2 separate regions of the Mus musculus genome follow, and region 1 is linked to region 2. Evidence: chromatin contacts called from ENCODE Hi-C data. All regions are on one chromosome and are shown on one strand. The core of a region is the stretch at or near the end of the contact, and the rest is flanking DNA. Distances in the headings are between cores, read along the strand shown.

The links. A loop is a pair of places that touch in the nucleus more often than their neighbours do.
Region 1: a map of heart shows a loop between it and region 2 (13-fold over the local background). The contact joins the promoter of Marf1 here to the promoter of Clec16a in region 2. A Hi-C loop is called at or near these places in 7 of 37 maps with a recorded cell type or tissue (gastrocnemius, heart and v-Abl transformed pro-B cells).

The regions. Positions count from the first base shown.
Region 1 is chr16:14,157,659-14,160,866 of GRCm38, reverse strand. It overlaps Marf1 (meiosis regulator and mRNA stability 1), which reads left to right and starts at 1,593. Exons shown (of 27, transcript NM_001081154.2): 1 at 1,593-1,723. It overlaps Mir484 (microRNA 484), which reads right to left and starts at 1,241; the gene lies at 1,175-1,241.
Region 2 is chr16:10,543,211-10,546,615 of GRCm38, reverse strand. It overlaps Clec16a (C-type lectin domain family 16, member A), which reads right to left and starts at 1,277. Exons shown (of 23, transcript NM_001204229.1): 1 at 974-1,277. The coding sequence starts at 1,053.

The DNA of each region.
Region 1 (3,208 bases), core at 344-2,843, 3.6 Mb before region 2:
CCTCCCAAGTGCTGGGATTAAAGGCGTGCGCCGCCACTGCCCGGCTTCTGGCAGACTTTTAAGTATAACTATTTTAAAGTAATAACCAGCTAGGACATTCTATACTGTGCCTACATTTAGATTATATTTTTTTCCTAACTTGTAACAGAAAGCAGCAAAGAGCTAGAAATTTCAGAAATTATCTTTCCCCCTATGGAATCCTGAAAACTCATATTTAAGCCAGGCATGGTTCTAAATAAAGGTTATGCTTTTACTTCTTGAACTTGTAGGCAACCGCAGGCAGATCTCTGAGTTTGAGGCTAGTGTACAGAGAGTTCCAGGGCAACCAGGGCTATCACACAGAGAAACCCTGTCTGGAAAAACAAACAAAAAAACCCAACTCATATTTAGGTCAAGTAAAAGTGAAGCCTTCAAGGCTCAGTGGGGTTGGGGATAGGGGTAGCGAGGATACAGAACAGTTTATCTGTTTAAAACATGAAGTATTTTTGATTTCACAAAGTTCTTATAACTTTAGCATCTTCTTTTTCGTGGCCAACCTGTCATCTGAAAAGTATTGGTTACAAAGCACTAGGTTTATTAAAACAAAACGTTTGCCAGGTGACACAAACTCCTTTAATCCTAGCACTCAGAAAGCAAGGGACTGCAAGTTCGAGTACAGCATAGTCTGCGGGGCAAGTTCCAGGCCAACCCAAGGCTACACAAGTGAGACACTGTCTCTGAAAAGAAAAAATAAAACTGGGTAAGGATATCATGTACTCTTAACTGTTGGTGTCAATATTCAGCAGCAGTCTTTGCATGTACTTGATCAGCACTGAAACTGCTATAGGTAGGGAGGACTTTGCCAAAAGCCCATTTGGCAGGTTTAACTGTTCTTTCTCCACTGGCCACTAGGTTGCGCTAAAAGATGCAGTGCAACGTGCACGATTTAATTTGTAAAAATAAGGGTTATCACGTGACGAGGCAGAGCATTAATACTTTATTTCACATTAATCTTCTCTCCTTAGTCCTCGCTCCCAAGACCTTTTAGAGCGGAACCCTAACAAATCCCATCTGGCAAGCCTTTCCTTGACTCCATCACAAAAGCTCCCTAGTTCTTCGCCTGGAAGATCCGTTCGACATGGCGTCATCAAACCAGTAGTGAGAACTCCTAAACTGGGGTTCCTGCTAAAAAAAATACGCCGCCAGCCCCCTAGGTAAGACCCTATTTTGAGGTTTATCGGGAGGGGACTGAGCCTGACGAGGCTGCAGGGCCGCGAGGCCCCGCCCCCCCCACTTCCCAGCGTGCCCTGCGCGGAGAAATACGCGGAGGCGAGGGCGGGGCGAAAGAAAAGACTGGGCGAGACTCAGGGAGGGGTGGAGCCAGAAAGGGGAAGGGAGGGACGGGGGAATGGGCGGGGCTACTGGAGGAAGCGACTGGGCGGAGTGGGGACGGGCTGGGAATGGGCGGAGAAAGGGAGCGGCCATAGGGGGCGGAGCAGAGGAAGGGTGTGGTATTATGGAGGAAGAGGTGAGGCAGGGAGGCTCGGAGAGAGGGGCGGGGCTAGTAGTAGAGAAGCGTATCGGTTTTGCGACAGGGGCGGGGCGGGGCGGAAGCGGAAGTGGAGGGAGCGCTTGGCGGCGGCGGCGGGAGCTGCGGAGTCGGGAATCAAAATAAAGGGCCTGGGGGGGGTGGGGGGTAGGCGGCGGTGTCGGAATGTGAGCCAAGAAGGAGCTAGTGGCTGAGGTGAGTCCTCTGTCAGTGCCGGGACTCCACTAGGGCGTACCGGATGCTCTGATCAGCAACGTAGCTGGTCTGGAAACGACGCCTTTTCCCCCCTCAGACTGATGCTTCTGGGATTGAAGGACCGGGACTGGGACTTGCCGAAGGGGCCGTGCGAAAAAGTCGCTCTCCAGTGCTCCCCCGGTCTCTTCCGAGGCGTTTAGTCCCAGCTGGCGCTTGTCTTCCTGCTCGCTCCCCGGCCCTCCAGGTGTCAGTAGCAACCTTCGCAGGATGTGCAAAGTTGGAAAGTTGAGAAAAAGGACAGTTGTGTGGCTGAGTCCCTTATTGTTTTTTTGTTTTTGTTTTAATAGCCACTTTGGATGCAGTTTCAGTTTCAGCCACCTCCCCAATTAATTCTAGCACGAACGTGGTGCTTTCTAGTTGCACTAGTATCTTTTGGACTTTCCAGGATCTTTCTGTTTTGCATACAAGGAAATTGTCAGCTAAATGGTCTTTCTTCACCTTCAGTGAGCTCTACATTTGTCCAGGGTCATTTATTGATATTTGTGAGGCACAGTTGAGTTGGAAGGTTGGGATACCGTATATTCACATACAGTCAATATTGTTATGGAATTTATATTCTATTGGAGAAAAAAGAGTCATTTTAGTTAAAAGGTAGAAGACGAGCAAATACATAGGACTGGGAGTTTGTGGCAGGGGGGAGGTCATTTGGGAAATAATTCATCCTCAGGTATCTCTTGTCACCAAACTACAAATAAATAAGTGAGGGGGTTGCTATGATGATTAGACTCACAAGAGATGGGCCTTATGTTTATAAAGATGACATGCCCACAGCAGCACAGATAGGTGGCCTTCAGAACCAACATGCAGGCAGTACAATGTTGCACACTGCATTCTCAGCCACTGTCTAAGTTGCTCAGAAACTGAGTTTCAGAAAGGAAGACTCTCTCACATTAGAACTTCCCCTGACTGATTCGGCTGCTTAAATGGAATTCCTAGGAATATTTGGGAAATTTTTAGGCTGCAGGCCACTAATGTTTTTCCTTATATTTGTTTGAACTGAGTAATCTGTCTATATATGCCTGCCTGCCTGCCTTGTCTATCTGTCTATCTATCGACAGAGTTTCACTGTGTAACCACAGCTGCTTGGAACTTGGCTGCCCTTAAACTTGCAGATATCCTCCTGCCTCTGCCTCCTGAGCTACCACTCCTGGCTCTTTGAGCAATATTGAAGGCACCTTGGTGTAGAAAGAGGTAGGTGAGCCTTTTGACCTGAAGCTAGCTATGAAACTTTATTTTAAACGTTTCTGTTTCTCAGTGAAGTGGTAGATATGGTAGTTCATTTTAGGATTTGGCTTTGAAAGATTTAAGCACGCTGAAATTATGAACACTGTGATTATAACAAGTTCTTATGAATAAGAGTGGAGTGTGTTGGGTGATATAAAACCTGGATTTCTGGATTTTTGTGGGGTTTGTTTTTGTTTGTTT
Region 2 (3,405 bases), core at 28-2,527:
GTGTCAGTTTAACAAAAGCTAGAAAGGAAGTGAAAATAAACAGAGCCACAGAAGACAGCAAGGGTATAATGACTGGAACTTAGAGACAGAAAGGAACTGGAATGGGCTGGGAAGGCTTGAGTGCCTCTGTTAGCCACTCCTGTAGAGCAATCCTGAATCAATCACTTAACATGCTCAACATTACCCAATTCTTGTACAGTTCCCAGTTCCCAGCTGGTAATGGCAAATTGGAAGGACAGAGAGAGAAAATATGCCCAAAGCTACAGTCATTAAGTCAGGATTTGAACACAGGTCTAACTCCAAAGCTAGCCTCTTCTGTGTACTTCCCTGTTTCCCCAGGACTCTGTAAGCCTCCTGTCTTCTCTAAAGGTGCTACTGCTGACTATCCCTCTAGAATTCCTTCTGAAAATACTTGTGTTCTTTTAATCAATGTTCTTTTTAGAGCACTTGTACATGTTCTGTGCGTTTTCTTCATTCTCTTATCCAACCAATCCTAAAAATAACCACAAAAAGTGGTACTGTCACTCTATTCGTTTTACAGTGAAGGAAACTGAAGCCTAAATGCATACTGTTAACTAAAATCGAATCCAGATCTGGCCGGGTCAATGGCCTCGTAACTATGCAGTCCAAGAAGTGCTACCCCAAGAAGCCCAGTGGCCACTGTCTGTCCCCGGGACATCAAGACAACTCCAGCCCACAAAACGAAAACTCAACGATGCCCTTACTTTTCAGGTTAGGTGTCTGGAGACTGAAAAATCACGCGACTTGTCCAAGGTCACACACAGAGCCAGAAGTGAAAGAGTCAGGGTTCGAAGCCAGGTGCCCTGACTCCAAAGCCTTGCGGATAACCAACATACAACCCTCCCGCGGCACCCCTGTCTTCCTCGCACCTCCGAGCCCCGCAAGCCAAGCCCGCGTCTGGGCGTCCGCGCCCGGCCCCGCGGCCTTCCCGCCGCGCGCCCCGCACACTCACTTCAGGTGGTCCAAGGAGTGGATGTTGCGGGAGGACTTGCTGTGGCCCCCGCCCACCCAGCTCCGTGAGCGTCCAAACATGTCCGCAGACCAGCCCTGTCGCCTGCCTCACGGTTTCATGTCCGAGCCGCCCAGCGGCCCGGTGTCCGCGGCGACATCTCAAGCCCAGCCAGCGGCGGCGGGGGCGGTGGAGAGACTGCCAAGCACCTTGCTCCCCAGCCCAAAGCCCCGCACTGACATTCAGCCGGAACCGGCCGTTCGACCGCCGCGCTTTACGGCCGCCGCCGCGAGGAAATCTGGGAAATGAAGTTCTCCGGCGAGGCTCTTGACGACAGGACTCTGCGAACGGACTACAAGGACCGGCATGACTCGCGCGACCGTCCAGAGGAGGCGGGACAAGAGGAAGGAAGAGGCTGGGCACTGTCAAGGTGGGCGGAAACGGTTTGCTGAAATCGGAGTAAGACTATCTGACCTTATTTATTGTTAGCTTTGTGATTAGAAGAGTGTCTCGAAACCCCAGCTAAAATTGGAGACCACCCTTGGCAATTTGGCAAGGTTTAGTTCTCTTAAAAAGTATTACGTGCGCGTGCGCGCGCGCGCGCGCGCACACACACACACACACACACACACGCACTTAGAGTCTGTAAAACTTTGGAAAGCAAGTTCTCGCCTTCCACTATTTGAGATCTGAGAATTGAAGTCGGATCTTCAGACTTGTCAGCATCTTTGCTTAACAGCTGAGCCATTTTGATGGGTCTAACTCTTTAAAAAAATTTTTTAAAGGGGTGGGAATGTGGCTTATGCATTATGGATGCAACCTTCAATATCGCAATAATAAGAATTAAAAATAAAAAGCATTGAGTAGTACATTATCATTTGTCATTATCCTAAGTGATTAATTATTTAATTCTCACAACCATATGAAGTAGATGCTGTTATTAACCTTATTTTACAATTCAGGAAACTGAGTCACAGAGGCACTTTATGTGTGACAGACGCAGGATTCAAGCCCAGGTACCCTTATTTGCTTCTGTTGACAAAACCAATCAGTAACATTCTGGTTTGTCCTTACAACCTTTTTCTTTTGCACATTAGTCTTAAAACATTTTGTAAAGATGTGAGCAGCATTGTAAAGCTAACCACGATGAACTTTCAGAGGTTTCCTCTGGTCATTATTGAAAACTCATGCCATTTCCCAACTAATTCAGTAAGAAAGAAAGAGAACTCCAAGATCTCCATGAAAGGTTACATACACCTGGACTTCCTTCCCAGACTGGAAGTGGGAACCTCGGTGGGAAGCAAGATTTTGTGCCCCACACCCTCTCATTTATTCATTTCTACATCTCATAGCTATTTAACCCCTGTGACAGCCCATTGACTGTCCTAGGAAAAGAGTTGAGTCAGGGACCAATGTTCTCTCCAGGGCCCAGGACAAGATTTGCACATAGCACGTTTTTAGATGAATATTGATAGAGTGAATGGTTTGCATTGCTTCCAAGAATTAGAGAGATGTAGACTGGCATCAGGCTAATGGTTTCCCATGTAAAAGTCATGAAAGAACAAGAACATGTCTGACCTCCAAAGGAAATGACAGAGACTCAGCAGCTTCGAGAATCCATTTCTCTGGAATTTGTTTTCCTCATCTGTGAAAAGGGAATATACTACATTGCCTTGTCCAGCTCCTATAAACCTAAGTGTGACTTAGATTAAAGGCCTTTGTAAGAATTGAGGATAGACCTTAATCCCAGAACTCAGGAGACAGAGGCAGTGGAACTCTACATGTTCTGGGACAGCCTGGTCTATAGCCAATTTCAGGGCACCCAGAGGCTTCATGGTGAGACCCTGGGTTTTCAGGGTTTGGGTTTTGTTGTTGTTGTTGTTGTTGTTGTTGTTGTTGTTGTTTTCAAAAACAGATGTAGAGCTACATCTCGTCTATATCTTGCACACACAGACCTTGGTTTTGATCCCTCGCAAACTCATCCTCCTGACGAAGCACAAAGGTGGTCTGTAAACCGAAGAATCTGAGCAGATATATACTTAGCATTATTGGTTGGTTGGTTGGTTGGTTTTAAACATGGACTGCAAAATAATAGAAACAATAAGCAGCCTTATTGGCAGAAGATTTGACCTGCTTGTGGTACTTTCCATCCGGGTGTCATGGAACCCTATAATGCCTCTGTCAAAGGCACTCAGTAATTGATTTTTTTTTCTTACTATACCGTGAAAAAGAAAACAACAAAAGCGCTTTGGGGATATCTAAGATTTTCAGTGGAATTACCGGCATTCCTTTTCCACCCGGCATCATTTTAAAGGGGGTAAACTAAGTTCCAAAAAGGTGACGCTCCATACCTAAGTTCGAGATGCAGTCTAAGGAGTGCCAACTGCAGAAGAGCAACTTAGAGACTGGAGCACCTCCCATGGGGCGGAGCAAAT